2 separate regions of the Homo sapiens genome follow, and region 2 is linked to region 1. A link is an interaction called in ENCODE POLR2A ChIA-PET data of the cell type or tissue named here. Cell type or tissue: CD4-positive, alpha-beta T cell. All regions are shown on one strand. Each heading gives the region's core, and the rest is flanking DNA. Links, peaks and the distances in the headings are about the cores only.

Region 1 (5,369 bases), core at 198-5,197:
AACTCCATCTCAAAAAAAAAAAAAAAAAAAAATATATATATATATATATATACATATATGTATATATATATATATATATATCCCCCTAGTTAAGCCTTCAAAAATTCACTTCTCTTCCACATCTGTTTGGCTTGTCTACTAAGATCACAGTTCTAGCTCTTTATAAAAGATCCCTGTAATCCCAGCACTTTGGGAGACTGAGGTGGGAGGATTGCTTGAGCCCAGGAGTTTGAGGCTGCAGTGAGCTATGATCGGGCCACTGCACTCCAGCCTGGGTGATAGAGCAAGATCATGTTTTTTTTAAAAAAAAATCCCACCCTCCTCCAGTTTAGTCAGCAGATCTTCCTTTATTTGTCTTTCACTCTTCTGCTGGTTCTGTTCTGGTAGCACAACAGAAGCATATTTTTTTTATATTTATTTATTTATTTATTTATTTATTTATTTATTTAGAGACGGAGTCTCACTTTGTTGCCCAGGCCAGGCTGGCTGAATCTCAGCTCACTGCAACCTCCACCTCCTGGGTTCAAGGGATTCTCCTGCCTCAGCCTCGCAAGTAGCTGGGATTACAGGCATGCGCCACCACCACACCCAGCTAATGTTTGTATTTTTAGTGGAGATGGGGTTTCACCATGTTGGCCAGGCTGGTCTCAAACACCCGATCTCAGATGATCCACCAACCTTGGCCTCCCATAGTGCTGGGATTACAGACATGAGCCACCATGCCCAGCCCAGAAGCATATTTTAAAACACAACCCAGGCTAGGTGCGGTGGCTAATGCCTGTAATCCCAGCACTTTCAGCAGCGGAGGCATGGTGAAACCCTGTCTCTACTAAAAATTTTTAAAAATTGGCTGGGTGTGGTGGCACATGCCTGTAACCCCAGCTACTCGGGAGGCTGAAGCATGAGAATCGCTTGAGCCCAGGAGGCGGAGGCTGCAGTGAGCCAAGATTGCACCACTGCACTTCAGCCTGGGTGACAGAGTGAGACTCCATCTCAAAAAAAAAAAAAAACCACACACAACCCAGGCTGGCCACGGTGGCTCACACCTGTAATCCCAGCACTTTGGGAGGCTGAGGCAGGCGGACTGCTTGAGCTCAGGAGTTCAAGACCAGCCTGGCCAACATGGTAAAACCCTGTCTCTACAAAAAATAAAAAAAAATCCAAGTGTTGGTGGCTCACGCCTGTAGTCCCAGCTACTTGCCAAGCTGAGGCGGGAGGATTGCTTGAACCTGGGAGGTGGAAGTTGCAGTGAGCCAAGATCGCACCGTGCACTCCATGCACTCCAGCCTGGGCAACAGAGTAAGACCCTGGCTCAAAAAAAAAAAACCCACAAAAAAACAAAACCAAACAACCCAGGTCCAGGTCCTCCTTGATTTCTCAAGCAAACCTGTTTCTCAGAAACAAAAGTTTCAAGGCATAAGCCTCACTGTTTTCTTATCTTATGGGTCTTCATTCAATTTATCTACCTCCACCCGCAAAGAAGCATATCTCCTATACAATAAGGGCCCTGTTCTTTTCATTTGTTTTCACTAATAAAATATACCCCCATTCTATGGGTAAAGCCAGAGTCTGAGCTCTCCAAATGCTAAACCGTGATCAAAGTTCATGCAATTCACAAATCAAAGTCAACTTGCCCAGCCGCAAGTGTTGCTTAAAGAGGTATTACAAAAAGCAAAAATCTACCCGCCGGAGTCTACAGGTTGGTAAACTAAAGTTCTGCCCTTTTGAAGGTAAGCCTGCTCTGGGACAGAAAGACTTTTCCCCCAATAATCGAATCCCTGTCCCGCCTGCCTGCTGAGGTCAAGGCTGTACTCACATGAGTTAGGTCAAGGCCTGCCCTAGAGGCCCTTGTACTCAGGCTCCAGCCAGTTAAAATCCTGTGGAACCACTGTAACTGTCACAAACTACCCAGGTCAGGAACACACTTGACCCGTAATTACCTTTAAGCCTGGAGCCCTGACAACACCAGAAATTTGATCTCCACAGGACTGCCTCTCAAAGTTTTCTAAAGAAAATATGTAAATTAACATGTTGGGGTTTCATGGGGCTGATAATTAATTGCACCCTCCTTAGCCTTTCCAAATTCCAAATCCACTGAGAAAAAGATATATGAATCAGGAAACTAGAGCTCTAGAGTTTGTTTTCTGGATAAGGCTGATTGGAGAATGTGGCTTTAGTGGTGCATGCAATTTCCCTCTGGATTAAACTAATTTACCCAGCCACAGGCTGGGTTACTGCAAATGTCTTTCACAGGGACAGGCTCCTCATGGTGAAGGAGGAAAACAGCAGTGTCTAAAGGTCAGGCCATAGCAAAAAGAAAAAAAGAGAAAGGGACCAGGCAACAAACTCAGCATCTTCTCCCAAACCCACTATTAGGCAAATCACTCCTCACTCATGGAGGTACCAGAGAAAGGGATGAGTTTTCCTTCAGTAGCTTCTCTATTGAAAAGCGGAAGTTCCCTCTCTGCTTATATAAGTAAGTAGAGGATAAGTTCCCTTCAAACAGTTGCTTTTGGTTTCGGGATTTGTTTTTGATTTAGTAACTGTAGTCATGGTACTTGGATCACGTGATGTGTTTGTTAGAATTCACTGCATTACAAGGCAAAATCAAAGTGGCTAAAGCAACATAGGGAACTCATATTAGTTCAGAGACTGATCCTCCCTCAGGCAAAGCTGGATTCAGGGTTTGATTGACATTTACCAGGCCTCTGTTTCTTACCATCTCTAGGCTCTGCTTCTCTCTGTATTGACTTCATTCTCAGGCTGGTTCTTCCCAAGTATCAGCAAAAATGGCCATCAGACCGGGTACGGTGGCTCACACCTGTAATCTCAGAACTTCGGGAGGTTGAGATGGGCAGATCACTTGAGTTCAGGAGTTCAAGACCAGCCTGGCCAACATGGTAAAACCCCATCTTTACTAAAAATACAAATATTAGCCAGGCGTGGTGGCAGCTGCCTGTAATCCCAGCTACTTGGGAGACTGAGGCAGGAGAACTGCTTGAACCCGAGAGGCGAGGTTGCAGTGAGCCAAGATCGCACTAATGCACTCCTGCCTGGGCAACAGAGCAAGACTCCATCTCAACAATAACAACAACAACAAAAGAAAAGAAAAAAATGGCCATCAGCAGCTCCAAGCTTGCATTCTACCAGCTTAGAAACAAACCTTGGTGATAATTTCTCCTTCCTAACACTTTCAGCAAAATCCCATAATGAAGTTTCCTTGGTCTGGCTTGGGTCATGTGCCTTCTCTCTGGACCAACCACTGCTAGCAACAGAATATAATGCTGTGATTGGCCAGACCTAGGCCACATGTTCATCCTTGGAGCCCTGGTCCAGTTCCACATAAACTGCATGAACCTAGGGGGTGTTGGATTGTTCCTCCAAGGAAAATCAAAATACAATAATCAGAGAAGCAGGAGAATGGATTCTAGGGGGGAAAAACATGACCATCACACATGACGCAAAGCAAGATGAGTTAAAGGGAAAGAACAGCCAAAGGTTAGTGACTTCGAAAGGGCTTTGCAGTGAAGGCATTAAGTGTCTCAGGGACACTTCTCCAGTTCAGCCCAGCTCTGCCTAGCGAGTTGAATATATTACTCAACGCTTTCTTCAGCTTGTTGCTTGTTACATGTGATTTCCCAGGTTCTTGTATTCAACAGCATTCACTTGTTAGGTTATTTATTTAGCACCTATTATATGCCAGACATTATTTTGGACACCATATAAAGTCTTTTTTTTTTTTCTTTTTTATACAAGGCCTCACTCTGTTGCCCAGCCTGGAGTACACTGGTATGATCACAGCTCATGGCAACTTCCACCTCCCCTGGCTCAGGTGATTCTCCCATCTCAGCCTCTTGAGTAGGACTACAGGTGTATGCCACCACACCTGGCCAGTTTTTGGGTTTTTTTTTTTTTCTTTGTACAGACAGGGTCTCATTATATTGTCCAGGCTGGTCTTGAACTCCTGGCCTCAAGTGATCCTCCTGCCTCCGCCTCCCAAAATACTGGGATTACAGGCGTGAGCCACTGCATCTGGCCTAAAGTCATGAATAAAACAGACAAAATTTCCTGCTCTCGTGGCATTTATCATTTAGTCAGGGAGGAGACAAACATTCAACAAAATAAATAAGCACTATGTGTTATGAAGAAAAATGCAGATGGCACTATTGGGTGATTTAAATAGGTGATCAGGCCAGGCACGGAGGCTCATGCCTGTAAATCCAGCACTTTGGGAGGCCGAGGCAGGTAGAACACGAGGTCAGGAGGTCGAGACCATCCTGGCCAACATGGTGAAACCCCATCTCTACTAAAATACAAAAAAAAAATTTGCTGGGCGTGGTGGCATGTGCCTGTAGTCCCAGCTACTCAGGAGGCTGAGGCAGGGGAATCACCTGAACGCAGGAGGTGGAGGTTGCAGTGAACCGAGATCACGCCATTGCACTCCAGCCTGGCCACAGAGCAAGACTCTGTCTCAAAAAAAAAAAAAAAAAGTGATCAGAGAAGAGGATGCAGGCCAGGTGTGTGGTGGCTCACACCTGTAATCCCAGCACTTTGGGAGGCTGAGGTGGGCAGATCACTTGAGGCCAGGAGTTTGAGATCAGCCTGGCCAACATGGGAAAACCCTGTCTGTACTAAAAACACAAAAATTAGCCAGGCATGGTGGCACACGCCTGTAGTCTCAACTACTCAGGAGGCTGAGGCAGGAGAATCACTTGAACTCGGGAGGTGGAGGTTGCAGTGAGCTGAGATCGCATGACTGCACTCCAGCCTGGGCAACAATGTGAGACTCTGTCTCAAAAAAAAAAAAGAGAAGAGGATGCGGATGCAGGCAAAACACATGGTACATGCTTAACCCATGGGCTCCATTGCTCTTATTCTTGTTATTATCATTACCACTATTATTATTTGGCATATTAAAGGCATTTGGTGACCCCTTGCTGTCTCCAGCATTAAGTAGCCTCAGCTTAGCATATAAGACCCCCTGCATTAGGTCCTAAATTCTTCTTATTATTTTTTTGAGACAGAGTCTCACTCTGTCGCCCAGGCTGGAGTGCAGTGGCATGAACTTAGCTCACTGCAACCTCCGCCTCCTGGGTTCAAGTGATTCTCCTGCCTCAGCCTCCCGAGTAGCTGAGATTACAGGCGCCCACCACTACACCTGGCTAATTTTTATATTTTAGTAGAGACAGGGTTTCACCATATTAGCCAGGTTGGTCTCGAAATCCTGACCTCAGGTAATCCGCTCACCTCGGCCTCTCAAAGTGCTGGAATTACAGGCATGAGCCACCATGCCTGGCACTAAATTATTTTTTAATTGAGATATAAATCACATAATATTCATCCCCCCACCCCGTTTTTTGAGACAGGGT
Region 2 (5,369 bases), core at 300-5,299, 740 kb before region 1:
GGAGAATTGCTTGAACCCAGGAGCCGGAGGTTACAGTGAGCCGAGATCACACCATTGCACTCCAGCCTGGGCGACAGAGTGAGACTCTGTCACACACACACACACACACACACACACACACACACACACAAAAGAAATTGGAGGAGAGAGACAGAGATCAGGAGAGAGACAGAGGGAAGACAGGGACTGTGTATGGGGACAGGACAGGGCTTCCTTGACTGCTTGAGAATTCTGAGAAACCTCGGATGGAAGGGTCTGGAATACTGATGCTGCCACGGTAGGTAGCGCCGATTATACCCGGGGCTGCGCCTGGCAGTGGACGTGGGGATAAGGGCGTGCTTTATAACCCTCCCGTGGCATCTGGCTCAACTTCAGTAACAGGTATGGTCAGGGTTCCAGTGCCGGTCCCTGCCCGCCCCAGTGGCCAGGGCATACACAAGCGGGGCTTGGACAGGTCCTGACACCCAGCCCCACAGCCAGACTCTGTGGGACTTTGTGGGCAATGGATACACCCTTTTGCTTCCAGGCCCAGTGGGTTATGAACAAGCAGAGGCTGTGAGGGTGGCTCTGCCATCACCACTCTCTCCCTAGGGCCAGCAGCTACAGTAGCCACCTCCAGGCCTGATTCCCTCATCATTATTATTATTGTTTTTGAGACAGGGTCTCGCTCTATTGTCCAGACTGGAAGGCACTCACTCCAGTTCACTGCAGCCTTGACCTCCTAGGCTCAAGCATCCTCATACCTCAGCCTCCTGAGTAGCTGGGACTACAGGCACCTGCCACCATGCCCAGCTGATTTTTGTATTTTTGTAATTTTGTACAGAAGGGGTTTTGCCATGTTGGTCAGGCTGGTCTCAAACTCCTGACCTCAAGTGATCCGCCTGCTTTAGCCTCCCAAAGTCCTGGGACTACAGGTGTGACGCACTGTGCCTAGCCTTGGCTTCCTATTCTGGGAGAGCAGGGGACCCCGCCACCTCTACTCACATCCCTTCCCAGGCCGTGCATGGTCCCACCTCCTAGCCGCTGCCTGTGCCATTCCTTCCACAAGGAGCACCATTCTCCATCTTCTCTGCTTACCTCTATCCTACCTGTGGTCAAATCCTTCCATGACAATAAAATCTACAACCAAAACAATCAGACATTGGGGAAATGCAAATAAAAACTACAGTGAAATACCACTTACACACCCACCAGGATGGCTAGCGTCAACAAATGGGAGATAACCCATGTTGGTAAGGACCTGGAGAAACAGAAACCCTTTGAACTTCCTCAGTAAGTTAAACACAAGAGTTACCATATGATCTAGCCAACTGTACTCCTAGATATATGTTCGAAGAACTGAAAATGGGGGTTCAAACACAAATATGTACACAAATTTTCATAGGCGCATTATTCAAAATAGTCAAAATGGGGTCTATCCATACAATGGAATATCATTTAGCCATAAAAAAGGAAGGAAATTCTGATGCATACTACAGCCTGTATGAGCCTTGAAAACACGTTAACTGAAAGAAGCCAGCCACAGAAGGCCAAGTAGTACAGGATTCCATCTATATGAAACATTCAGAAGAGGCAAATCCAGACAGAAAGAAAGCGGAATTCCAGGAGCTGGGGGGAAGGAGGATGGGCAATGACTGCTGGATGGGTATGGGGTTCCTTTTTGGGGCGGTGGGAATATTCTGGAATTAGACAGAGGTGATGGTCACACGCATTGTGCATGTATTAGATCCACTGAATTGTATACTTCAAAAATGGTTTAAAAGGTACATTTTACGTTATGTGATTTTTGTTTGTTTGTTTCTTTGTTTGAGACAGAGTCTCACTCTGTCACCCAGGCTGCAGTGCAGTGGTGCCATCCGGCTCACTGCAACCTCTGCTTCCTGGGTTCAAGCGATCCTCTCGCCTTAGCCTCCCGAGTAGCTGGGATTACAGATGCGTGCTACCACACCCGGCTAATTTTTGTACTTTTAGGAGAGACGGGATTTCTCCATGTTGGCCAGGCTGGTCTCAAATTCCTGGGCTCAAGTGATCGGCCCGCCTCGGCCTCCCAAAGTGCTGGGATTACAGGTGTGAGCCACGGTGCCCAGCTGTTATGTGAATTTTACTACAGTAAAAAAGTTAGTTAAAACCTAACACCACAGACCAGGCGCAGTGGCTCACCACTCCAGCCTGGGTGACAGAGTGAGACTATGTCTCAAAAAACCAAAAACCAACCCCCTCCATCACCACAACACTATAAAACAAAACCAACCCCTACCCCACCACAAGACTATAAACAAAACCCACCCCTCCCCCAACACAACACTATAAACAAAACCCACCCCTCCCCCACAACACTATAAACAAAACCCACCCCTCCCCCACCACAACACTATAAACAAAACCCACCCCTCCCCCACCACAACACTATAAACAAAACCAACCCCTCCCCCAACACAACACTATAAACAAAACCCACCCCTCCCCCACCACAACACTATAAACAAAACCCACCCCTCCCCCACCACAACACTATAAACAAACCCACCCCTCCCCCACCACAACACTATAAACAAAACCAACCCCTCCCCATCACAACACTATAAACAAACCCACCCCTCCCCCACCCCAACACTATAAACAAAACCCACCCCTCCCCCACCCCAACACTATAAACAAAACCCACCCCTCCCCCACCACAACACTATAAACAAAACCCACCCCTCCCCCACCCCAACACTATAAACAAAACCCACCCCTCCCCCACCACAACACTATAAACAAAACCCACCCCTCCCCCAACACACTATAAACAAAACCCACCCCTCCCCCAACACACTATAAACAAAACCCACCCCTCCCCCAACACAACACTATAAACAAAACCCACCCCTCCCCCAACACAACACTATAAACAAAACCCACCCCTCCCCCACCACACTATAAACAAAACCCACCCCTCCCCCACCACAACACTATAAACAAAACCCACCCCTCCCCCAACACAACACTATAAACAAACCCACCCCTCCCCCACCACAACACTATAAACAAAACCCACCCCTCCCCCACCACAACACTATAAACAAAACCCACCCCTCCCCACCACAACACTATAAACAAAAAAGGATGGAAGTCTTTTCCCAGGTAGGCTCTGGGGTAGACACATTTCGGGACCCTAGGGGGCAGGAAGCCTGATGGCCCACAGCCCAGGGTGCTCATCCTAGGTCTGCCACTCACTGGATGATGGCCTTGGGCAAGTCACTGCACTACCATGCCCCTGGATTTCCTCATCTGTGAAATGGAAATGATAAACAGTCCCTTTGGTGGAGACTGACATGAAGATTACAGGACAAAGCACTTTGACCACTTGGTGCTATGTGTGGTAAGTGGCAGCGGTCATTAGCATTAGCATGGCTGCTTTTTTTTTTTTCTTTTGAGACGGAGTCTCGCTCTGTCGCCCAGGCTGGAGTGCAGTGACAGGATCTCGGCTCATTGCAAGCTCCGCCTCCCGGATTCACACCATTCTCCTGCCTCAGCCTCCTGAGTAGCTGGGACTACAGGCGCCTGCCACCACGCCCGGATAATTTTTTTTTTTTTTTTGTAATTTTAGTAGAGACGGGTTTCACCGAGTTAGCCAGGATGGTCTCAATCTCCTGACCTTGTGATCCGCCTGCCTCAGCCTCCCAAAGTGCTGGGATTACAGGCATGAGGCACCCCACCCGGCCAGCATGGCTGCTTTTAATCCTCGTTACAGCCTTATGGAGAGGAGTTTTTAAATCATTGTATTTATAAACTATTAAAAACATATAGAAATATACAGACAACAATATGTAAGTCCTCCCCTCCCTTCCACCCATCACCGTAATCGATGCTGACACTTCACCCCCGTCACTTCCAATCTTCCTTCTTGTTTTAAAGAAACAGGAAAGGGCCAGGTGCTGTGGCTCACGCCTGTAATCCCAGCACCTTGGGAGGCCAAGGTGGGTGGATCACCTGAGGTCAGGAGTTCAAGACCAGCCTGACCAACATGGAGAAACCCCGTCTCTACTAACAATACAAAATTAGCTGGGCATGGTGGCGCACGCCTGTAACCCCAGCTACTCGGGAGGCTGAGGCAGGAGAATCGCTTGAACCCGGGAGGCAGAGGTTGCAGTGAGCCGAGATCATGCCATTGCACTCCAGCCTGGGCAACAGAGCAAGACTCTGTCTCAAAACAAAAACAAAAACAAAACAAAACAAAAAAAAGAATAGGAAAGGAGCAGAGCAAAGTCACCACGCCCTGCCTCTTCCTGGCCCCCTCCCTGCCCAGTGCAACCTCCCTCCCCAGCTGGGGGGCTGCCTCCTTATGCATTTCTTTCTTTCTTTTTTTTTTTTTTTTGAGACAGAGTCTCACACTGTTGCCCAGGCTGGAGCGCAATGGTGAGGATCTCAGTTCAACTGCAACCTCTGCCTCCCAGGTCATGTGATTCTCCCGCTTCAGTCTCCTAAGCAGCTAAGATTACATGTGCACGCCACCATTTCCAGCTAATTTTTTGTATTTTTAGTAGAGACGGGGTTTCACCATGTTGGCCAGACTGGTCTCGAACTCCTGACTTTGTGATCCGCCCGCCTTGGCCTCCCAAAGTGCTGGGATTACAGGTGTGAGCCATCACACCCGGCCTATACATTTCATTTTATTAATTCTTTTAGAGATGGTCTCACTTGCCCAGTGCAGTGTGAGATGCACTGCAGTGGCATGATCATAGCTCACTGCAGCCTCGAACTTCTGGGCTTAAGCGATCCTCCTGCCTCACCCTTACAGGCACATGCTACCATACCCGGCTAATTTTTTATTTGTAGAGATGAGGTTTCGCCATGTTGCCAAGGCTGATTTCAAACTCCAGGCTTCAAGAGATCCTCCTGCCTTCACCTCCCAAAGTATTGGGATTACAGGCGTGAGCCACTGTGCTCGGCCTCCTTTTTTCTGAGACAAGGTCTTACTCTGTCACCCAAGCCGGAGTGCAGTGGGATGATCACAGCTCAAGTGATCCTCCTGCCTCAGCCTCCCGAGTAGCTGGGACCACAGGTACGTACCATTCCAACTGATTATTTTTATATTTTGTAGAGACACGGTCTCCCTCTATTGCCCAGGCTGATCTTGAACTCCTGGCTTCAAGAGATCCTCCAGCCTCAGCCTCCCAAAGTGCTGGGATTACAGGCGTGAGCCCCCATGCCTGTCCTCAGCCTCTTTTTAAATATTAATGCATAAGTCTGCAGCCATACAGCTACACCAGTGTGCAGTCTCATCCTGTAGGTGTTAGCTTCTATAGTAAGCACTGTCACTGGGATGGAGGCTTTTGTCACTTGACATTATGTTTCCAGTCCATATTCCTGTTGATATGGGCCTG

What was found. ChIA-PET counts read pairs that join two places held together with the same protein. Peaks named below come from ENCODE experiments on the same cell type or tissue, not always from the same donor. Only the 100,000 strongest peaks of a DNase experiment are listed, where the experiment ranks them.
Region 2: POLR2A ChIA-PET joins it to region 1 with 5 read pairs; 1 of 35 experiments calls an interaction of 5 or more read pairs at or near these places.

What each region holds. Positions count from the first base shown.
Region 1 is chr12:110,588,178-110,593,546 of GRCh38, reverse strand. No RefSeq gene overlaps it. Among named protein-coding and RNA genes, the nearest start is that of PPTC7, 7.5 kb to the right of the region's middle. RefSeq lists enhancers at 2,530-2,579, 2,600-2,649. In CD4-positive, alpha-beta T cell, for the core only: no CTCF peak of the experiment used is centred there; a DNase peak (open chromatin) is centred at 2,546; H3K27ac peaks cover 1,998 bases.
Region 2 is chr12:111,323,342-111,328,710 of GRCh38, reverse strand. All of the region lies in intron 18 of CUX2 (cut like homeobox 2), which reads right to left. Among named protein-coding and RNA genes, the nearest start is that of MIR6760, 22 kb to the right of the region's middle. In CD4-positive, alpha-beta T cell, for the core only: no CTCF peak of the experiment used is centred there; a DNase peak (open chromatin) is centred at 3,217.